Regions from separate parts of the Homo sapiens genome. Here all the other regions are linked to region 3. A link is a loop called in an ENCODE intact Hi-C map of the cell type or tissue named here. Cell type or tissue: PC-3. All regions are shown on one strand. Region 1 overlaps MAP3K13 (mitogen-activated protein kinase kinase kinase 13). Region 2 has its middle 21 kb from the start of MAP3K13. Region 3 has its middle 5.6 kb from the start of LIPH.

What was found. Peaks named below come from ENCODE experiments on the same cell type or tissue, not always from the same donor. Only the 100,000 strongest peaks of a DNase experiment are listed, where the experiment ranks them.
Region 1: a loop joins it to region 3, with 6 times the contacts of the local background. A loop is called at or near these places in 8 of 110 quality-filtered maps.
Region 2: a loop joins it to region 3, with 4 times the contacts of the local background. A loop is called at or near these places in 33 of 110 quality-filtered maps.

Annotation. Positions count from the first base shown.
Region 1 is chr3:185,455,945-185,463,944 of GRCh38, forward strand. It overlaps MAP3K13 (mitogen-activated protein kinase kinase kinase 13), which reads left to right. Exons shown (of 14, transcript NM_004721.5): 8 at 7,606-7,715. It overlaps LOC124906312 (a long non-coding RNA gene), which reads right to left. Exons shown (of 3, transcript XR_007096202.1): 2 at 4,777-4,921; 3 at 659-2,901. Among named protein-coding and RNA genes, the nearest start is that of TMEM41A, 39 kb to the right of the region's middle. In PC-3, a CTCF peak has its summit at 4,986 (motif pointing right); no DNase peak of the experiment used is centred here.
Region 2 is chr3:185,338,031-185,346,030 of GRCh38, forward strand. It overlaps a transcript of MAP3K13 not described here. Among named protein-coding and RNA genes, the nearest start is that of MAP3K13, 21 kb to the right of the region's middle. In PC-3, no CTCF peak of the experiment used is centred here; a DNase peak (open chromatin) is centred at 4,031; H3K4me3 peaks cover 1,299 bases; H3K27ac peaks cover 3,055 bases.
Region 3 is chr3:185,554,210-185,562,209 of GRCh38, forward strand. No RefSeq gene overlaps it. Among named protein-coding and RNA genes, the nearest start is that of LIPH, 5.6 kb to the left of the region's middle. RefSeq lists an enhancer at 620-1,295. In PC-3, CTCF peaks have their summits at 4,883 and 5,086; DNase peaks (open chromatin) are centred at 4,352 and 5,032; H3K4me3 peaks cover 1,848 bases; H3K27ac peaks cover 1,776 bases.

The sequences.
Region 1 (8,000 bases), 98 kb before region 3:
ATATGATGTATATATATGATATGTATGAGATATATATATGATATATATGAGATATATATGAGATATATATATATATGAGATATATGTTTTTCTACCTGCCCCTGCTGGAGGCTTGGAGTACTTCTGTGGTGTCTGATACACAGAGAGACACTCTGCCTGTCACACAGATATTGAGGAATATCTTAGTAAAGGCATAGGTTTTTGTTGTTTTGATTGGAGTTCCTAAGAAATGATAAATCAGAGACTCCTGTCCTGTTACCAAAGTTCTAACACACCCTCTCTGATCCATAAACTTAGATCTCCCCACAACTGTGTCTTTAAATAGTCAGGCTTGCCCCTATTGTTTGTTACTATTTCTAAGAAATTATTATGTAAGTAAAGTGTTTGCTTTCAGAGGAAATAAGATGAGGTAGGAGGTTGACTTCATGGCATTTCCTGCATTCTTTGATACACATTCAGATCAATTCCCTTAGCACTATCGCCCATCTGTTCAGATACATGTAGGTATCGGGGCACTGGATGAGAAATCTTTATCTTCTGTTAGTAATCAGAAAAAACACTTAACCCTTTTGTGAAATGAAAGAGAATATAGTACTCGCTAGGAAATCTTTCGAACTTTAAGATATGGTTGCAATCACAGCTTTGCTTCTCCTTTTTTTTTTTTTTTTTTTTTGAGACGGAGTCTTGCTCTGTCTTACCCAGGCTGGAGTGCAGTGTCGCAATCTCTGCTCACTGCAGCCTCCACCTCCCGAGTTCAAGCAATTCTCCTGTCTCAGCTTCCCGAGTAGCTGGGACTACAGGCGTGTGCCACCACACTCGGTTAATTTTTGTATTTTTAGTAGAGACAGGTTTCACCACGTTGGCCAGGCTGGTCTCGAACTCTTCACCTCAGGTGATCCACCCACCTTGGCCTCCCAACGTGCTGCGGTTACAGGTGTGAGCCACCGTGCACAGCCAACTTTGCTTCCTTTACAATAAAACTGTACGTAGCATAATTTTGAAAAGCAATTTCTGATGATGGTATTAAGTCACAAGCCATTAAGACGGTCAATATAAGTTTACATATTTGGAAAAACTTCCAGTTCTGAACAGATGTTACTTAAGTCCTCCTAAAACGTCACTTCTGAAGCCAGTCACACATTTTGAGAACCTACCACTTGCAGAGCCCTGTGCAGGGCAGCTAAGTTGCCACAGTCGGGTTCCTCACCTGAACCGCTCCCAGATTATCAAGACACCCATAGCATGGAGCATTAAAACTGAACTCAGAAAAGGTTGTCTTGGGAAAAGAATAGGAAAGAAAAGGAGAGGAGAGAACAGGAGAGGAGGTCAGAATAGGAGAGAAGAGGGGAGAAGAAAACTGAGTACATTAAGCATCTATCTTAGCTCAGGCTGCTACAACAAAATGTCACACACTGGGTGGCTTAGAAACAGCAGAAGTTAGTCTCACGGTTCTGGAGACTGAGAAGTCCAAGGCACCAGCAGAGTTGGTGTCTGGTGAGGGCCTGAGTTCTGGTTTATAGGTGATGCCTTCTCACTGTGTCCTCACGAGGTGGAAGGGTGAACAAGCTCCCTTGGGCCTATTTGATAAGGGCACTTTTCTCATTCATGAGGGCTCTGCCCTCATGACCTAATTACTTCCCCAAAGCCCCACCTCCTAATACTGTCCCTTTGCAGTTAAGATTTCAGCATATGAATTTGGAGGGAACACAAACATTCAGACCATAGCAGCATTTTTTCATATTCACTTCTTCTTCTTCCACATTTTTCCCAACATAAAATTTCTCTTCTCCTTAAATAGCTCCAAATCTGCTATTTTGCTACCTCCTAGAATTTTCTCGGTATTTATAAGTCAATTTGTCTCTGGATCTGAAAGTGAGACTACCTCTAGCTAATATGAACTGGCTAGTGAGGTACTACAAATAGTAAGAGACCTTTAGTCTAAACTCCATCCTGTCACTTCATACTGTGTGGTCTTGGCTAAGTCACTCAGTTACACTAAACCTCAGCTTATTCACCAAAACAATGAAGATAATCCTATCTTCCCTTCCTTAGGGAGTTTCTGTGAGGAGCAAATGAAAAGATAAAACTGCAAATGCATTGTAGACCATCAAGAACAGTTGATTGTAAGATGTCATTATTCTTGGCTGGCCACAGTGGCTCATGCCTGTAATCCCAGCACTTTGGGAGACCGAGATGGGTGGATCATTTGAGGTCAGGAGTTCAAGACCAGTCTGGGCAACATGGCAAAACCAAGTGTCTACTGAAAATACAAAACTTAGCTGGGTGTGGTGTAATCACCTGTAATGCCAGCTACTTGGGAGGCTGAGACACAAGAATCGCTTGAACCCAGGAGGCAGAGGTTGCAGTGAGCCAAGATCGAGCCACTGCACTCCAGCCTGGGCAATAGAGCGAGACCCCATCTCAAAAAAAAAAAAAAAAAAGATGTCATTATGTCATTATTCTTGAGTTGCGTACGATAGCATAAAACAAAAACAAAGGTGCCATTATTCACCTTAATTTTTGTAGCTTTGTACTAAGTACAAAAATTAAGCCTCCTTTGGGTTGTTAGATTCTGGATTCTTTTTCTGATGAACTCCTGAGATGAATAAGATGGCAGCCAGGGAACTCCTATTGTGTTTGACTTTATCCTGCCCCAGTAGGGAAGACCTGGCTTTTTGGCAGGCACATTCTCTTTCTATAGTCCTCTTGTACCTGAGGCCTTGCCTCCTCCTGCCTGCTAAGATCCTCTCAACGTCAGTTATCAATCAATAGTTGTTAGCACCTGGTCTCCACTTTCCACCAAAACTTCGGTCAAGAGGTGCTGCCAAGAGTCCAGCTGACTCCTTCCTGAGAAAACGCGGCATTTGTTTTTCGTCAACAGCACATGTATAAAGATGTAGCCTATATGGAGCAGATGAACAAAGCAACCGATTTCAATACAATGTTAGATTCTGCCAAAGCTATAGCTTCATTGCTAGACAATCACCCATTTCTCCAAATAGGCAATTACTGTTCCTGGTATTCAATTACATTTGACATGAGTCTTTAGAAAACACTGTCACCCAATTCCAGATCCCAGTTGCCAGGTGGATCGTGTGCCTGGCTTTGAAGCTCTCTCACCCTGCTGCCTTTGCATCATTCTAGTGTTCTCTTGAGTGCCATTGTGACCGCCCAGAAATGCAGGGACTGGGAGTTGCGGAGACACCCCAACTGTGAGGTTAGACTCTGCTGCCTTAAAAGTAATCTTGTGAGGGAGCAGATACGTATGCAGAGGCTGGACACTCACATCAGGAGAGGAGTCGTGTGCCCAGAAAGGGTTGGACTGGACCCCACTATGGCTTTTCTGATCCCATCTGATTTCCCTCTAATAAGCCCCCCAAATCTTGCTTCTCTACTCCTTAAGCTAGGCTGGAACTGGCTCAATTTCTTTTTTGTTGTTGTTATTTACTTTTTAAAAAGTGTGGTAAAATAAAGATAGTATAAAATTTGCCATTTTAACCATTAAAAAAAATTTTTTTTTGAGACAGAGTTTCGCTCTTGTCACCCCGGCTGGAGTGCAGTGGTGTGATCTCAGCCCACTGCAACCTCCACCTCCCAGGTTCAAGCTATTCTCTCCTGCCTCAGCCTCCCACGTAGCTGGGACTACAGGCACCTGCCATCATGCTGGCTAATTTTTTGTATTTTTAGTAAAGATGGGGTTTCACCATGTTGGCCAAGCTGGTCTCGAACTCCTGACTTCAGGTGATCCACCCGCCTCAGCCTCCCAAAGTGCTGGGATTATAGACATGAGCCACTCCACCCGGCCGATTTTAACCATTTTTGAATGCATGACTCAGTGGCATTAATTACATTCACAATGTTGTGAAATTGTCACCACTATCTGTTTCCAAAAATTTTCATCACCTCATTCAGCAGTAACTCCCCATTCCCTCCTCCCCACCACCCCCGGTAATCTCTATTCTACTTTCTGTCTCTATGAATTTGCCTATTCCAGGTTATTTCATTTAAGTAGAATAGTACAATATTTGTTCGTTTGTGCCTGGCTTGTTTCACGTGGTGTGTTTTCAAGGTTCACGTATTTTGTAGCACGTGTCACAACTTCATTACTTTTTATGGCTAAATAATATTCCATGGTATATATACCACATTTTGTTTATCCGTTTATCTATTAATTTGACTTTATTTTGACATCTATACAGTATTCCCCACTTATCCGTGGTACATTCCATGACCCCCAGTGGATGCCTAAACCTTGAATAGTACGGAGCCTGACTGCTGTCCATCAGAACACGTTTCTTTTCATATCTTCCACCCACAAATGTAATGTCTCTTCTATCTTAACTAAGCTCTGTCTTTACTTTTTATTTTATTTTTTTATTTTTTGGAGCAACCCTATTAACTGATTAGCCTCTTATCAATACTGTGGACAGCAGGAGAGCAACGCTGGTTCTGTTCCAGGGTATCTCAGGCCTTGTAGTGAAACGATGGGAAATGCCCCTCCACTCCTAGGAAGGTGGCTTTGTCACAGGTCAGGCTCATGCAGGACTCCTCCCACCCTTAGCCTTCTCTCTCAGAGCTTCCTCGATAGCTGTGCAAATTGGCTGTGGGCTTGCCCATCCTCCCTTTCTTCATATGTGCCCAGACATGGCTGAATTGCAGATTAAGCTCAAATTGGAACTCCTTTTCCATGAGATTCTAAGTATATAAAATGGAACTCGAAATCAACAAGTGCCAGGAATAGGATACCTTCGGGGGAAACACATTATTCATCAGTACCTGGTGTTTTCCCATACGTCCTTTTTTCTGTTCACAGGAGGGAACTTCTTTTCTGGAAATCTACTTTCTTACAGATTTCAATCTTCAGAAAGTTCTCCTTGAGTTTCCCGTAATTATAAGCTAGATGTCAGGAGATTTATTTCCTCTAGAATTAAAACAAATCTCATCTGTGATATAAAATTCCTCACCACCAGAGGGAGGTACTCCTTTTCTCGTCCCTTCTTGGAGTATTTTAGTAGGATACAGTGACAGTTTTGCACAAAAGAGGATACTTCAAGACACAAATCTGACCCTCTTATTCTTTTTTGGTCTAACTACTTTCACTTGTCATTCTTTCGCCTCCTAAGGCTCAAATACTCCTCCTGCTCCATGACTTTGATCTGATGATTGAGAGAATAGCATTAGCAGGGGCTCAACCAAACTTTCGTTTACAGCTTAGATGCTGTCAAAGGCCCCTATCAAACAATGCAGTAGTGTATTCTGATGAGATTGGGCACGTTCAGGGTGGTATGGCCATAGACTGCAGTACTGTATTCTGGATCTTGGCTTTCTAATGGCATTGTTGGATAGATTTGCTGCCTGAAAGTCAACCAACCAACAGAAACTTCTCTCCAGTGTTCAACCTATATGTGGGAAAATCTAGCATATTATAGAATGATCATTTTTTGCATGATTAAAATATAATTTCCTCTATAAAAATAGATGAGAAACAGCTAATTTGGGGAAAACCTTCTATAAATCCACAATTACTTAAGAATAACTACTTACTTGATCCAGAAAGATACTCTTTCTATTATTGTTGTACACTTAATGAGAGCTACTGTCTTTTATTTTATTTTATTTTTTTAATTTTTTTTCTGAGATGGAGTTTCGCTCTTGTTGCCCAGGCTGGAGTGCAATGGCATGATCTTGGCTCGCTGCAAGCTCTGCCTCCCGGGTTCAAGCGGTTCTCCTGCCTCAGCCTGCCGAATAGCTGGCATTGCAGGGGCAGGCCACCACACCCAGCTAATTTTTGTATTTTTAGTAGAGACAGGGTTTCACCATGTTGGCCAGGCTGGTCTTGAACTCCTGGGCTCAAGCAATCCTCTCACCTCAGCCTCCCAAAGTGCTGGAATTCCAGGCATGAGCCACCACACCCACAATAGCAATTAGGGATTGCTATTATTTTTTTTAATTTTAAAAATATATATAGGCAAGGATGTAGAGAAACTGGAACCCTTATACACTGTTGGTGAGAATGCAAAATGGTGCAGCTAACATGGAAAACAATAGGGAGACTCCCACCAAATTCAAAATGGAGCTACCTGACGATCTGGAGAGATACTTTTTAACATGAATCTAAAGGTAGTAGAATAATTTCAGGAGAAGATTATATAGATACATTTAGTTACAAATCTAGCCTTCACTGGAAATTATGTCTCACTGGCTTCTGGAGATGGAAGATAGTCTATACATAATATGAGGAAACTTATTTTCACTGTTTGTTTCTCTCTGTGGCCTATTGCCTGTAGGCCATATTCCAGTAGTGGTTTTTTTCTACCCCCTAAAATTTAGGTAAAATTAGCTTGAAATTTCATGCCCTGTGGAAAGCTCAATGTCCTTTCTAATACTTCTGTACATTTCTGGGAGAGTGATAATTTCATGGCTGCTCTGCCTCTGCCTTCCTAAAATTCTTGGTCCCCACCCCTGCTGCCTTGTGGTTGTGCCTTTATCTTTGTCCTATATTGACCAAACATTCAATTCAGCACCTTTCTTTAAAAAACAAAACAGGGCCGGGTGCGGTGGCTCATGCCTGTAATCCCAGCACTTTGGGAGGCCAAACTGGGTGGATCATTTGAGGTCAGGAGTTCAAGACCAGCCTGGACAACAAGGTGAAATCCCGCCTCTACTAAAAATACAAAAATTAGCCGGGTGTGGTGGCACGTTCCTGTAATCCCAGCTACTCAGGAGGCTGAGGCAGGAGGATCACTTGAACCCGGGAGACAGAGGCTGCAGTGAGCCGATATCACGCCACTGCACTCCAGCCTGGGTGACAGAGCGAGACTCCGTCTCAAAAATAATAATAAATAAATAAACAAATTTTTTTTAAAGCAGTCATTCAAAGCCTAGGTGAATGTCAGAGACCTCACTGAAAGTTTAGAAAATTTAAAGAAGTTTACATTTTGAACAACTTCAACCATGTATTAGACATCCATCCCTGCTCTAAAAATTTTGTCAAACTACTAGATTGCTTGGCCATACTCTCTCTTTCCTCCTCCTCCTTCTCTCCTTTCTGTTATTTCCCTCAACTCCAAATTCCCGTATAGCTTCTTATATTTCTATTCTAATTTCCTGCTGTTCATGCCTGTAGGGTCTTCTACTCTAGGTATTTTCTCAAGATACTTTCCCAAACAAAGCCTAGGAGGAATTCTGGGCCCAAAAAGATGTTCGTAATCTCACATGCACACATACGTTTCCATGTGGTTATCAGAGCTGTTTTTTTCTGGCCAGGCGATCTCAGCCACCATCTTGCCTTAAAGTGAACTCTTTTATTCCAAAAGTGATGGCCAGCATGCCGGCTGTGATGTTCCTCATAGCCAGTGCTGGAGGAAAACTCGGAAAAACACAGCATCATATATTGGAGTAGAAATATAGAAGTGGGCTGGGGCGTGGAGATATAGTAGCAGGAGATATTTTGCTATTAATCAAATCATATTTATTGAACATCTATTCTGAAAAAGGCTCTTCAGTAGAAGCATGCAGGGAAAAAAAATCTTGTACGTGACTTTATGGATATATCAGGGATTGAAACTCCTGGAATTTATCAAAATCTAATTTGTCCTTACCCAGGCTGAATGGAGAGAAGAAGTGAAAAAACATTTTGAGAAGATCAAAAGTGAAGGAACTTGTATACACCGGTTAGATGAAGAACTGATTCGAAGGCGCAGAGAAGAGCTCAGGTCAGCTCATCCCTCCTTCCCCACCTCCCTTCATCCCCAGGTCTTCAGATGTTAACAGGCACCCTTATCATAACCACCATTTCACTTTCCACACACCTTTCACCTCTGCTTTTTATTGTTATGCTCTTTAAAAGTTGCCCCAAAAGTTAGCCTTCCTTTGTATCTCTTTCCTATCCTTTCTTCCCAACTCCATTATCCTCTTTTATTAGGTCTCTGCAACAAAGATTCTTGAAACAATGCTATTTAATCATTCAGCCAGTGTCCTAGGTGCCATGCAATTCCAGA
Region 2 (8,000 bases), 220 kb before region 3:
AAACATGAAAAGCAATGGCCAGTCGCAGCGGCTCACACCTGTAATCCCAGCACTTTGGGATGCCAAGGCGGGCAGAAAACTTGAGCCCAGGAGTTCGAGACCAGCCTGGCCAACATGGTGAAACCCCGTCTCTACTAAAAATACAAAAAATTAGCTGGGTATGGTGGCGTGCTCCTATAATCCCAGCTACACGGGAGGCTGAGGCAGGAGAATCTCTTGAACCCAGGAGGCAGAGGTTGCAGTGAACCAAGATCGTGCCATTGCATTCCAGCCTGGGTGACAGAGTGAGACTCTCTCAAAAAAAAAAAAAAAAAAAAGACATGAAAAACAAGTGGCTCATATGGGTGTTTTAAGAAACTGTAAAAAAGAAAATAATTTTGCTAGAACTTTTCCCAGTCAAAAGGCTCAAGAATCAAGTGTTCAAACAATGTACTTAAGAAATTATACAAGAAATGACTTAGAAGCCATAAGTAGCAAGTTGGAAATTACTAACATATAAGTGGATGTTAATAGTGCTGGTTCACTGAATAAGGAAAATATTATGAAAACCTTACAACTTAGTACAGAAGTTGCCTTCATTATATAACATTACCCCTATGCCTATCAAATTAATTCTTCAATTTTGATATTTTTTATTTCTAGCATTTCTTCTTGATTCTTTTTTATACTTTCCATCTCTGTGGTCAACTTCCCCATTTGTTCATGCTCCCCTTTCCTGCTACATCCTTTAACAGAGGGAATAATTGTGATGGCAGTTACATGAATCCACATATAAGTTAAAACTCTTAGAACTATACACCATAAAAAGTCAATTTTACTTGTGTTAATTTACAAAGAATGAGATTCTGGCCTGTTTAAAGCAAAAATAATAACAATGTATAATAGAGTTAAGAGTGTATAAGGAAGTAAAAGACATAATAACAAGAGCACAAAAGGTGGAAACAAAATAGTGTGGTATATGAGGTATAATAAGTGTAATAAGTTAAAATTATAAAATGCTATCTCTAGGCTGGGCGTGGTGGCTGACACCTATAATCCCAATACTTTGGGAAGCTGAGGCGGGTGGGTCACCTGAGGTCAAGAGTTTGAGACCAGTCTGGCCAACATGGAGAAACCCCGTCTCTATTAAAAATACAAAAATAGCCAGGTGTGGTGGTGGGTGCCTGTAATCCCAGGTACTGAGGAGGTTGAGGCAGGAGAATTGCTTGAACCAGGGAGGCGGAGGTTGCAGTGAGATGAGATCGTGCCACTGCACTCCAGCCTGGGTGACAGAGCGAGACTCTGTCTCAAAAAACTACTAAACTAAACTAAAATAATGAAATGAAATGAAATGAAATAAAATGCTATCTCTAGAACAGTGTGTTCTCGAAGTGTGTTCTGCAGACCAGCAGCATCAATATTACCTGGGATCTTGTTAGAGATGAAATTTTTGGGCTCCACCCCAGGCCTAACTGAATCAGAAACTCTGGGGGTATGGTACCATGATTTGTTTTTCTGTGACTGTGATGCATGCTAAACTTTACAAAACATTGCTTTAGAGCAGGGGCTGGGAAATTTTTTTCTATAAAGGGCCACATATAAATATCTTCAGGTTTTGTGAGCCATGTAGTCTCTGTAGCAACTACCTAATTCTGCCATTGTAGCACAAATGCAGCTATAGACAATAAATAAATGAAGGAGAGAGGCTGTGTTCTAATGAAGTGTTATTTGTAAAAATAAGCAGCCAGCTGGATTTGGCCCGTGGGCTATAGTTTGTCTACCTCTGCTTTACAGCAACTATTCACACACAGATACAGCTAAAATGGTGAAAAGAAAATAAAAGGAAACATTAAAACATACAGACAGCCCTCACTTAGTTATATGGGACTCTAAAAATGATCATGCAAGCTGAAACTATGCAAAGCAGTTTTAATAACCAATGGGAAAAGTTATTATTGTTTTGTGACCTTTAATTATTTCTTTTCCTTTTTTTTTTTGTCAAAATATATTTGGTAAGGGGTGGAGGGGAGGTGTCTTATTGACTGGAAAGATGCACCAGGGAACTTTCTAGAGGTTATAAAAATGTTTTAGGTCTTGTTTTGGGTGGTGGTTACATGAATGTATAGCATTGTCAGCATTATACTGAGCACGAGATTATGAGTTTAATGTATGTAAAGAATATATAATCAAAGATTTTTTAATGATACAAAAGGTGTGGAATAAAGTATGCAGTTCACATTAGGTGACATTCTTATTGCAAATAAAACCTGATGTAAACTATGGGGTACTTCCCTGTATCCAAGGAAAAGAGGCGACAGGGCACTGTAGGGAGAAGAAGCAGTGAGGCCATGCAGCCTAATAGGTTGGGAGAAGGAGCAGTTGCATTTGACTAGAGTGAATATTAAGGAAGTGGCAGGAAATGAGGACAGAGAAGTTGCTAAAGACGCATCAGGAATGGCTTTAGGTACCAAGTTAAGGAATGTGTACTTTATCCTGAGGATGATGAGAAACTTCCCTAAGATATTTCAGGGCTTAAGTGTCCCTTTTCTTTTTATAAGGACACCAGTCACTGGATTTAGAGCCCATCTGATATGGTTGGCTGTGTCCCCACCCAAAATTTCATCTTGAATTGTAATCCCCATAATCCTCACGTGTCAAGGGCGGGACCAGGTGGAGGTAATTAGATCACGGGGGTAGTTTGCTCTATGCCGTTCTTGTGATAGTGAGTAAGTCTCACAAGATCTGATGGTTTTATAAGGGTCTGGCATTTCCCCTGCTGGCACTCACTCTGTTCTGCCATGCTGTGAAGAAGGTGCTTGCTTCTCTTTTGCCTTCCACCATGATTGTAAGTTTCCTGAGGCCTCCCCAGCAATGCGGAACTGTGAGTCAGTTAAACATCTTTCCTTTATAAATGATCCATTCTCTGCTATTTCTTCATAGCAGTGTGAGAAAGGACTATTACACCATCCTATCCAGTCTGACTTCATATTAACTTAACTAATGTAATACTTTATTTCCAAATAAAGTTACATTCTGAGATTCTGGGTAAATGTGAATTTTGGGGGCATACTATTCAACACACCACAACACCAAATAGTGTCCCCCCAAAATTCACGTCCACCAGAACTTCAAAATGTGACCGTATTTGGAAACAGGCTCTTTATAGATGTAATTAGTTACATATGAGGTCATAGTAGTTAGGGTGGACTCTAAATCCAACAACTGGTATCCTTATAAGAAGAGGAGAGGACACACAGAGAAATATATAGAGAAGAGGACCATGTAAAGACAGAGGTTGAGACTGGAGTGAAGAAGCTATAAGCCAAGGAGCATCAAAGATTTCCAGGAGCCATCAGAAGCTATGAAGAGGCAAGGAACGGTTTTTTCCCAAAGCCTTCAGCAGGAGCATGGGCCTGCCAACACCTTGATTTTGGAGTTCTAGCCTCTAGAACTGTAAAAGAAAAAATTTCTGTTGTTTTAAGCCACCAGTTTGTGATAATTTGTTGAAATATGCCCGGGAAACTAATGCAACGTTTAACCCACATTCTGCTTTCTGTGTTAAGCCTGTGGTAGTGATTTTAAGGCATGTCTAAATTTTCTTTTTTATTCCTCCCTTTAAGAGGTATAGCCTAATTCCTCTCCCCTTGGGTGTGGGCTGGACCTAATGACTAGCTTCTAATGAATAGAATAAAGAAGGAGCAAGAGGCTTCAAGTTTCCAGCCTTGGAGACCAGGTCAGAGATTGGCAAACTATAGTCCACAGGCTGACTGCCTATTTTATAAATAAAGTTTTATTGGAACACGCCATGCCTATTTATTTGTGTATTCTATGTGGCTGTTTTTACATGACAACAACTGAGATGAGTAGCTGTGATACAGACTATAAGGCATACAAATCTAAAATATTTACTATCTAGCACTTTAAGAAAAAGTTTGCCAAGCCCTGAACTAGGTCATAAGAAGCACTGCAGCTTTTTGCTTGCTGTGAATAACTTGCTCTAGGGGAAGCCAGCTGCCTTGTCATGAGGAGACTCAGATGTCCCTGCAGAAAGGCCCACGTGACAAGTAACCAAGGCCTCCTGCAAACAGCCATGTGAGTGAACAATTTTGGAAGTAGTTCCTCCAGCCTTCAGGTGACTACATCCCTGGTCAACTGCTTGACTGCAACTTAATGAGAGACCCTGAGCCAGAACCACTCACCCATGCTGCTCCGAGATTCCTGCCCCTCAGAGACTGTATGAGAAAATAAATGTTAGTTGCTTTGAGTTGTTACGTTTTGGGGCAATCTGCATGCTGCAGTGCACAAGTAGTATACTCATCTGTCCCTTCTGCAGTTTTCAATGCAACCTGCAAGCTGCTCTGTCTGTCTTATCTATGCCACAGGCTTTTGCTATTTTAGAAACATACTGGAAAACGAGACTTTTATATAAAGAAACTCCAAGATGACATAGACAAGACTTTTAGGAAACAAAGGACATTGGAAGGCAAGAATATTTTCATAATTCTCTATCTAATACAGTACTAGATATGATTATTGCTACTGATATTAGGTCTATAAATCATGCTTGAGTCACCAGGCAAGATGTTTGTTATGTTACTCACTATTATTTATACAAAAAGGAGTATTAGAGTATGCCATTATAATCTTTATTAGGTGCTTTTTGTAAATGTTTCCTGTAAATGTAAAGCAAGTTGTCTCTAGATGGAATAGTGTGAAGTTCTGTAGGTGTATTAATTTTCTCTTACTGCGTAACAATATAATCACAAACTCAGTGGCTCAAAACAATACACATTTGTCACCTCAGTTACTGGGCATGGCCTAGCTTTGTCCTTCTCTGAGGGTCTCACATAGCTTCAGTCAGGGCTGCGTTCTCTGGATGCTTAACTGGGGAACTCATAGACATAAGTTATTAACACCATTCACTTCCTTGTGGTTTTAGGGTGTGGTTGTAGTACCGAGAACTACAGTTTTTTTTATTTTGTTTTTTTCTCCCTGTTGGCTAAAGTCTGCCCTTAGGTCATAGAGGCCACCCACATTTCCTTGCCATGCGGGGTTCCCCAACATGGCCACTAGCCTCCTTATAGCTAGCGAGGGAAGGAGAGACTCCAGACAAATGCTCCAGTTTTATATAGCATATTCACATATTACGTGCACGTAATCATGTTCATCCCAGCACCTTTTCTGTATTATATTGATTGGAAGCAAGTATTACACTCAAAGAGGGGAATCACACAAGGGTGTGAACACGAGAAGGTAAGGATCATGAGGGGCACCTTAAGAGTTTGTCTGCCATAATGGGCCTGGAGATTACACAAATCCTACTTGCAGGGTGGAATTAATGCCTTATCAAAGATGGTTTCTGTACCTAAAAAGGCAACGGAGTGCCTTGTTTTTATTTTTTTCCTCCTCTGTGCTGCAAACGGACGACTCTCAGCAGGGTATGTTTATTTATTTATTTATTTGAGACGGCATCTCGCTCTGTCGCCAGGCTGGAGTGCAGTGGTGTGATCTTGGGTCACTGCAACCTCCACCTCCCAGGATCAAGTGATTCTCCTGCCTCAGCCTCCCGAATAGCTGGGACTACAGGCACGTGCCACCATGCCCAGCTAGTTTTGGTATTTTTAGTAGAGATGGGGTTTCACCGTGTTGGCCAGGATGGTCTCGATCTCTTGACCTTGTGATCTGCCCGCCTTGGCCTCCCAAAGTGCTGGGATTACAGGTGTAAGCCACTGCGCCTGGCTGGATATTTTTTAATGACTAGAAATGGAATAATAAAAATCAGGAGGGTAAAAGATATACATGATCCCAAAACATACCTTCAAACTGGAATGTACTGTAGTTAGAAACAGCTTGGCATGCAGCTAACTAGATTGACCTAAGCAAGGGCTTCCTGCCTGTAAGGAGCCAAAGGTGCTATTTTTAGGAGCCTAAAGGGAACCCATTTCCAGGAGATCAAAGATACAGTGGAAAAACATTTCTTATTTGTTCCAATAAATGTGATGGATCACAAATCTACCTTGCTATAAGATATGCATGTGTTCATTCATTTAGAAAATTGCTATTGAATGTTTCCCATACACAAGGCCCTTTGCTAGATGCTACCCAATTTTGCATATGTTGATGGAGTATGTCTGTGGGAAAGAGTGCCACCATCTACTGTCTATACCTGCTATGGGTCTGGGAAGAGGCATAGAGGCACATGTGCCTAGTATCTGCTAGTCCTGGTATATAGTGTTTTTTCAAGAAGTTTGGTGGTAAAGAAAAGGGGAGTGAATAGATAAGTCAGAAGGAAATTTTGAAAAGGAGAGACATGGACGGGCTTATAGGCAAAGGAGAAACCCAGCCAATAAGAAGAGACTTGATGATCTGTGACAAAAGAATCTGTTACATAATAGGTGCTCAGTTAATTATCTTACCCCTCTCCTTACACAGTTTCTCCTCACTTCTTTTTTCTTAAACATATATTACCCTGCTCTGCTATACACTATACATGGCAGTAGATACCAAACTGAATATGCACTTGACCCCTTTCCATTTATGCCCCATCCAACTTGGAAATATCATTAGCCATTTAATAATCACTTCCGCCCCCCTTATCAGCCTTTGGTCCTTCCTCCTCTGACTATGCCCAACACAGAGTACCGCCTTAATCGTATTTTCAGCTACCACGTTGATTGCTTTGCATCCTCAGTTAGGCCCTCATGGCTGATTGGTGGCCTTTCATTTCTAGCGACTGTTTCCCACAGTGGCTGTTGAAACCTCTCTTGCTCCATAGAATCCCAAATCTGTCACCTTTTCCTTTCACCAGGTGATCTGCCTTCTATAATGTTATTGGAAATGGGATCTCGCAACTTCATTTCTACTAATCTCATAATTTATTTTTTTTTTTTGAGACAGAGTCTCGCTCTGTCTCCCAGGCTGGAGTGCACTGCAACCTCTGCCTCCCAGGTTCAAATGATTCTCCTGCCTCAGCCTCCCAAGTAGCTGGGATTACAGGCATGCGCCACCATGCCCAGCTAATTTTTGTATTGTTAGTAAAGACAGGGTTTCACTATGTTGGCCAGGCTGGTCTTGAACTCCTGACCTCAGGTGATCGCCTGCCTTGGCCTCCCAAAATGCTGGGATTATAGGCATGAGCCACTGCACCCGGCCCCATTTCTACTAATCTCATCATCTTTTATTGCCATCTGCACTTTTCTGTTTTCTCTCAAAAAAGTATACACACACACATACACACACACACACACGTAAACGCATACACCTTCTTCCGGTTAAGGCTTTTCATTCCAAATCCTCCCACCTCCTCAATGTATATCTCAGCCATGACCATCCCTCACTCTAGTGAAAAGACACACTATCTATTACAGCATAGTGCAGGGGTCCCCAACCCCCTGGCCACTGACTGATGCTGGTCTGTGGCCTATTAGGAACTGGACTGCACAGCAGATGAGCAGCAGGCCAGTAAGTAAGCTTCATCTGGTATTTACAGCTGCTCCCCATCACTTGCATTATTCCCTGAGTTCCCCCTCCTGTCAGATCAGCGGTGGCATTAGATTTTCATAGGAGCAGGAAACCTATTGTGAACTGCACATGTGACAGATCTTGATTGCGTGCCCTTTATGAGAATCTAATGCCTGATGATCTGTCATTGTCTCCCATCACCTCCAGATGGGACTGTCTAGTTGCAGGAAAAAAAGCACAGGGCTCCCACTGATTCTACATTACTGTGAGTTGTGTAATTATTTCATTATATATTACAATGTAATAATAGAAATAAAGTGCGCAATAAATGTAATGCACTTGAATCATCCTGAAACCACCCCCTCCCATCCCGCCCCCTAAATCCATGGAAAAATTCTCTTCATGAAACCGGTCCCTGGTGCCAAAAAGGTTGGGAACTGCTGACATAGTGTATTACAGAATCATTTTCAGGCTATCTTGCTTAAATTAGAAGGGAAAAAATTGTAACAAGTTTTGTTTTTGTTTTACCTCACATACCTATTATTTATTTGTGGTGAAAT
Region 3 (8,000 bases):
TAAGAAAACATTTCATCCAAAGCATCAGGCAAAAGCAATTAGTCATTTAGCATTGTCTACCTGAAGTATGGGTTTGTGAAGTAATAGTACCGCTCATATAAGTTTATCTATTAGTTCTCTTCATGTTCCCACCCCATTTGAGTAGCAGGAGATTCCTTTGCAGGAAGTAGATTCTAGCAATGCTTCCCAAGAAGTCAGTAAGTCAGAATCACCTGGGGGCTTTTAAAAGTACTGTGTGCAGATTTCTGTGTCACACATCAGACCTAATGAATACCAAGACTGCCTAGGGCTGACTTATTATACTAACCTGAGTTCAAATCCCTTGTCTTCCACTAGCTTAGTTGTGTAGACTTAGGCAAAACATTTAAGTTCTTTTTTTTTTTTTTTTTTTTTTTTTTTTTTGTGAGACGGAGTCTCACTGTCGCACACGCTGGAATGCAGTGGCGCGATCTCGGCTCACTGCAGGCTCCACCTCCCGGGTTCACGCCATTCTCCCGCCTCAGCCTCCCGAGTAGCTGGGGCTACAGGCGCCCGCCACCACGCCCGGCTGATTTTTTTGTATTTTTAGTAGAGACGAGGTTTCACCGTGTTAGCCAGGATGGTCTCATCTCCTGACCTCGTGATCCGCCCGCCTCGGCCTCCCAAAGTGCTGGGATTACAGGCGTCAGCCACCGCGCCCGGCCCGCCGCTTTCTTTTCTTTTCTTTTTTTTTTTTTTTCAGACAAAGTCTCACTCTACCACCCAGGCTGGAGTGCAGTGGTGCAAGCTCACTGTAACCTCGAACTCCTAGGCTCAAGTGATCCCCCTGCCTCAGCTTCCCTAGAACTACAGGTGTATGCCACCACGCACGGCTAATTTTGTGATTGTAGAGGTGGGATACTTGCTACATTGCCCAGGCTGGTCTCAGAACTTCTGGATTCAAGTGATATTCCCACCTCAGCCTCCCAAAGTGTTGAGATTACAGGCATGAGTCACCGTGCCTGACCCAACATTTAGGTACTTAAAGTCTGTTTTCTTAGCTGTAAAATGAAGATAATAAAATCACACATTTCACAGGGTTGTTATACGGACTAAATGAGATATTACAGCTAAAGTCCTTAGCACTGCGCTAAGGTGAGCGCTCTGGCAGCTTGATAACTGTTGTTATTATCTAGCTGGCCACACATCTGTACCTTTCCTATCCAGCAGAAGGCAGGCTGCACAATGTTGAGAAGAGAGACTTAGACAGGACTTTTAGGACTGGGGGCACCCTAAGTCTTGGGTCTTCAGGTGAGAGACTTCAGTCACCACTTCAGCCTGTTTTTGGTTTTGGTTTTGTCTCCTGCTTGGAGAAATAAATTAAGGAACTGTGAATAAGTGAAACCAAATAGGTCGGGTGTGATGGCCCAGGCCTGTAATTCCAACACTTTGGGAGGCCAAGGCGGGCGGATCACCTGAGGTCAGGAGTTCGACACCAGCCTGGCCAACATGGTGAAACCTCATCTTTACTAAAAATACAAAAGTGAGCCAGGCGTGGTGGCAAACGCCTATAATCCCAGCTACTTGGAAGGCTGAGGCAGGAGAATCGCTTGAATCTGGGAGGTGGAGGTTGCAGTGAGCCAAGATCGCGCCACTGCACTCCAGCCTGGGCGACAGAGTGAGACTCTGTCTTGACAACAAAAAAAAAAGAAAAACCAAATAGATGGCCTGTTAGCCTGTCTATTTTTCGCTCAGCTTTTGTTTAGTTTAGAGAAAAATTTGCTTTTATTGCTGTAAGCTTTACTAATTTGAAAACAACTGCCCTCTGGAACAAATGGAGACTTGTTTCACATCTCTTTTAGGAACCTGTTAGGGAATTCCTTGCTCCCTGTTCAATCAGTGTACTTGCCTGATAAATATTTGTTAGGTCCTGTGAGTTTTAAGTACCATGCCAAGTGCTTATCTACACAGAGCTAATGTACATTTTCCTGGAAACTATCCAATTATAGGAAAGGGAATCATTTCTGTTGGGAGGATTCTTTGTGTTACTTTTTGTTGTTGTTGTTGTTTTTGAAACAGGGTCTCACTCTGTCATCCAGACTTGAGTGCAGTGACTCCATCACAGCTCACTGGTCTTGACCTCCTGGGCTTAAGGGATTCTCCCACCTCAGCCTCCTGAGGAGCTGGGGTCACAGGCACATGTCACCATGCCCTGCTAATTTTTTAATGTTTTTGTAGAGATGGTGTCTCACAGTGTTGCCCAGGCTGGTCTCAAACCCCTGGACTCAAGCAGTCCTCCCGCCTTAGCCTCTCAAAGTGCTGGGATTACAGGCATGAGCCACCGTGCCTGGCCTCTTTGTGTTACTATTAACGATTTTCCTGCTGGTGGGCACAGAAGGTCTCTAACTTCTTAACGTGCTCCTTTCTATTTTAGGCTTTCAGAACAGCACAAAAATCGATGGGAGAATCTGTCCCTTATTTTTTTGCAATAGTGAGAAATATCAAATATAAGAAAACATAAAACATTCCCGAGAATGGGGAGAGGAGAGGCAGGGAGGAGAGGAGAATGGGTTTGACTGTAGAAGAATCTTTTAGTTGGCCAGGCTCATGCCTGTAATCCCAGCACTTTGGAAGGCCGAGGCAGGTGGATCACCTTTGTCAGGAGTTGGAGACGAGCCTGGCCAACATGGTGAAACCCCGACTCTACTAAAAATACAAAAGTTAGCTGGGTGTGGTGGCAGGTGCCTGTAATCCCAACTACTCGGAAGGCTGAGGCAGAAGAATTGCTTGAACCCAGGAGGTAGAGGTTGCAGTGAGCCGATATTGTGCCATTGCACTCCAGCCTGGGTGACAAGAGCAAGACTCCATCTTAAAAAAAAAAAAATCATCTTTTAGTGATGAAATAATTGTGTATCTTAATTGTGGTAGTGGCTATGTGGTGGTGGACAGGTGATAAAATAGCACAGAACTACACACATTTACATGTGAAACTCTAAATGAGATCTGTGGATTGTCAACCAGGGTCAATTTTTTTGTTTTGCTTATTTTTATATTGATTTTTTATTTTTTTGAGACAAGGTCTCACCCTGTCACCCACCACAACCTCCAACTCTTGGGCTCAACTGATCCTCCACCTCAGCCTCCTGAGTAGCTGGGACCATAGGCACAAGCCACTGCACCTATTTTTGTAACTTTCTGAGAACCAATAATTATTTTTATTTTCTTTTAGTTTTCTTTTTTTTTTTTTTGTGACAGTCTTGCTCTGTAGCCCAGGCTAGAGTGTAGTGGTGCAACCTCGGTTCACCACAACCTCCGCCTCCCAGTTTCTAGCTATCCTCCTGCCCCTCAGCCTCCTGAGTAGCTGGGATTACAGGCATGTGCCACCACGCAGAGCTAATTTTTGTATTTTTTAGTAGAGACAGCGTTTTGCCATGTTGGCCAGGCTGGTCTCAAACTCCTGGACTCAGGTGATCCACTCTCCTCGGCCTCCCAAAGTCCTGGGATTACAGGTGTATGCCACCAGGCCCGACCCAAAAATTATTTCAAAATAAAGTTTTCCAGGCTGGGCGTGGTGGCTTATGTCTGTAATCCCAGCACTTTGGGAGGCTGAGGTGGGTGGATCACCTGAGGTCAGGAGTTCGAGACCAGCCTCACCAATATGATGAAATCCCGTCTCTACTAAAAATACAAAAAAATTCACCAGGTGTGGTGGCTTATGCCTATAATCCCAGCTACTTGGGAGGCTGAGACAGGAGAATTGCTTGAACCCAGGAGGTAGAGGTTGGGAGGCAGAGGTTGTGGTGAGCTGAGGTTGTGCCATTGCACTCCAGCCTGGGAAACAAGAGTGAAACTCCGTCTCAAATATACACACACACACACACACACACACACACACACACACAAATTAGCTGGGCATCGTGGCAGGCGCCTGTAATCCCAGCTACTCGGGAGGCTGAGGCAGGAGAATCGCTTGAACCCGGGAGGTGGAGGTTGCAGTGAACCGAGATTGCGCCACTGCATTCCAGTCTGCACAACAGAGCAAGACTCAGTCTCAAAAAAAAAAAAAAAGAACTTTTCCACAATTTTAAAAGATGAGTCAACTCATAATCATTTGAAATAATTTATTCAAAAGTATTCTAAGAAAAAGCATTTCTTCATTTCCAATCAGTTAATTACTATTTTCTCAATTCTATGACCTCCTGATTACAACTCAAGAATACCACAGTTTTCCTAGTTTCCAATCTAGAAACCTATGGGTTTTTCTTCTTCTTTATTAAACCTAGAAGTCACTTGCTACAGAGAACATATTTAAAAGGTACAGGCAAGCTTCCAAACGCATGGACAGGAAAAACAGGTATGAAGTGTAATGGAACTAAGGGGTGGAGATTTTATAACTCTCATTTGTTTCAACAGCCAAGAAAGGTGACCTACGTCCCCACCCGCCCAGGTCTAGGGCTCCAAGCTGGTATATGACTCACTATAACACCCTTTGGTCTTCCCTTCCACATCAGTGACCCTGCCATTTCTCACTTGCAGTCCAAGTTTGGAAAGATAAGTGGGTTTCTTCAATTCATATCCTGCAAAGAGATAAGGGTAACTTTCCCCAATTCCATTTATTTGTTTCATTTCATCATTCCCTCATTTATGGAACATTTCTGGAGCTCTCAGTACAAGAAATAAGGAAGAAATAGAACATGCTCCTTCCCTCAAGAAGATAGACACATTAACAATGAAAATGGTAATAATAATGCTAATATAGGCCAGCATGGTGGCTCATGCCTGTGATGCCAACTGTGGGGGGCGCAAGGCAACATAGTCAAGCTTATGTACAAGGCATTTGAGGTCGGGGCATGGAAAAATACTGAGGCGCTGTGTGTATGTTATTTGTGCATGAGAATGAAACTCGACCCTGAAAACAGGACAGGGAGTGGAGTGTGTGGTGTGATAAGGAACGCTGAAAACAGCCTCCTGAGAATGCAGTTTGAGTGCTTTTACAAGGCCACAGGTGCCTCACGACCCGACCTCAAAAACGCCATCTAGTGGATGTTTGTGGTTTAACAAGCCCTTTCAATAAATACTTGGCGGACGGATGCCGGGGCGGACTCTCTTAGAAGAGCTACCCCGCAATGCCGGGCGCGGTGGCTCACGCCTGTAATCCTAGCACTTTGGGAGACGGAGAGGGGTGGATCACGATTCAAGACCAGCCTGGTCAAGATGATGAAACCCCGTCTCTACTAAAAATACAAAAAAATTAGCCGGGCGTGGTGGCAGGTGCCTGTAATCCCAGCTACTCGGGAGGCTGAGGCAGAGAATTGCTTGAACCCAGGAGGCAGAGGTTGCAGTGAGCCGAGATCATGCCACTGCACTCCAGCCTGGGCAACAGAGCGACTCCGTCTCAAAAAAAAAAAAAAAAAAAGAAGAGCCACCCCCCATTCTAACTGGCGTGAGATGGTATCTCATCGTGGTTTTGATTTGCATTTCTCTAATGACCAGTGATGATCTTTTCTCGTGTCTGTTGGCTGCATAAATGTCTTCTTTTGAGAAGCGTCTGTTCACACATCGGGGCCTGTGGTGGAGTGGGGGGCTAGGGGAGGGATAACATTAGGAGAAATACCTAATGTAGGTGACGGGTTGATGGGTGCAGCAAACCAGGGCACGTGTATACCTGTGTAACAAAACTGCACGTTCTGCACATGTAACCCAAAACTTAAAGTATAGTTAAAAAATAAATAAGAGCTGCCCCCCGCCCCGCTCAGCTGGAATTGTCTGAGAACCCATTTCGTGGCATTCATTGTAAACTATAAGCTCTGCAAGTGGTGTCCCCGACATGATCGCCTTAAAGTTACGTGTGAAGGAGGAGAGCTCATCAATTTTCGGTGAATCTCCACCTGAAAAGAATTCAGAAGATTTAAAGGGAGAGATTCCTGACTCCTATCAGGAGGACACGACCCACACGTAAAATATCAGGTGTTGAGTTATCATGGGTCAGGAAATGACCAAAGAACAGAAAGTTTTTTTTGTTTGTTTGTTTGTTTTGATATGGAGTCTCGCTCTGCCGCCCAGGCTGGAGTGCAGTGGCGCGATCTCCGCTCACTGCAAGCTCCGCCTCCCGGGTTCACACCATTCTCCTGCCTCAGCCTCCCGAGTAGCTGGGACTACAGGCGCCTGCCAGCCTAGTAGAGACGGGGTTTCACCGCGTTAGCCAGAGTGATCTCGACCTCCCGACCTCGTGATCCGCCCGCCTCCGCCTCCCAAAGTGCTGGGATTACAGGTGTGAACCACTGCGCCCGGCCCAGAAAGTATTTTTAAAACAGTGCAACAGCTATTTAAGGCTGTCCAGTGCACTGTAGAGCCTGGAGCTCTACACAAGCTCATGCTTTTAATTCGGCAGGAATGTCCTTGGTTTCCTGATCAAGGAACCTTAGATTTAGAGCTATGGGAGCAGGTAGGTCGCTGCCTGAAAAGAGGATATGAGCAAGGTCATTTTACTAATTTTACTATTTTGACCACCTGGGCGCTGGTACACTCTGCGTTGTATCCTCTTTATCTGCCAGATCGCGGTTAGACGGCCCATTATCTCCACCTGAAAATAATTCAGAAGATTTAAAGGGAGGGATTCCTCTCTCCACTTCATTCCCTTCTATGGGGAATAAGGAAGAGATTTTTTCTAGTGAGGAAAGACAGGAACCAGAACAGCGGGGGCGGGGCAGTGCTCCTCTCTCTACTTCATTCCCTTCTGTAGAGAGGCCTAAGGAGGACATTTTTTCTAGTAAGGATAAGGCGACCGGAGCCTTTTCCTCCCCCTATAGAAAACCCATTGCCCTCCTTTCCTCCACCCTTCAAGGGACCTGCGTTTGTTGGCCCCGTTCGTTCGGCCAACAGCACCTCCCATCCCCCTTAAGGAGACTAGAGGCCGCCCAAGGGACAGTTCTTAGATAAGACCCCCTGGTCAGCGAACATCGGTATGATCGGGTGACCACGTCTCTCAACCAACTTCCCTGCTGGAGGGGTGCCTCCAGGAGGGAAGGAAAGTGGCTGATTATGATTGTCCTCCTAATATGCAAGTTCCCATTTCCTATTTCCAGCATCAGCCTTTCTGGCCTTGTCTTTTTTCTGTTTTTCTGGAGTACGAGGGGAGTTTGCATGCTGCCTCCTGGGTTTTATTCCAGCTAGCTGTAGCTTTCTTGCTGCCTACAGAGGCCTGGGGCAGGAGAGTTGCTAAGATGCCAGGGAGTGCCCATTTGGTCACTGGCAGTCTGGGCAGGTTACCCCTTTCTGGGTTTATGGTGACGGAGGGGAGGCCAAAAGGCACAGAGCAGGCAGCTCCAGCCAGGTCCTGAGGATCCGCCTCACCACGGTCACGTGCCTTAGTAACTGTGCCCAGGAAGTGGCCTGCTGCTGCTTTTCCTACTTCTGCCCTTCCCTGCCACCCCTCGCATGTCTCAGTTGACAAGCAATTTGTTGTCTTCCCTGGCCCCCTAGGGAAAGCGGTAAAAAACAGTCCATGTGCACCCCAACCTTACTAGCCTAAGGTGGGCAAAGGAGTGTGAAGCAGCCTAGAGTACAGAGCCCTGGGGGAGGAGCCCGCTAATAAGGGGCGCTCTCCTGTAGCCATATATTAAATGCTAACTAGGCTAAGGTGGAGGAGCTCTGCCAGCTGCTGTCATCTTCAGAAGACAGACACAGCAGTAAGGAATGTTTGTTTTGCTTTTTTATAAAATGTTTAAAAACACTGTGGCTAAGAAACTTCAAAGCAGACCCTGTGCTGCATGTGTGCTCCTCCCCTAAGCCCCTCTGCTTGGGGGTGGTAAAAATAATAAAAAGAACATTTTCAGTACCTTACCTAACAGGGTTGGCTCCAGGCGTAGGTGGCCTAGAAGATAAGGGGAGTGGTTTTCTCCCAGCCTGTTACTCTCTTGCCTCCAGCCTCCGCGCTTACACACACACTTTACCACCCTGTCATTCTCTAGCCTCTTACTGCCACTTGTAGTCTTCCTTCCTTCCTCTTAGGGTAAGGACAGCAACAAGTGGCAGGCTATTAA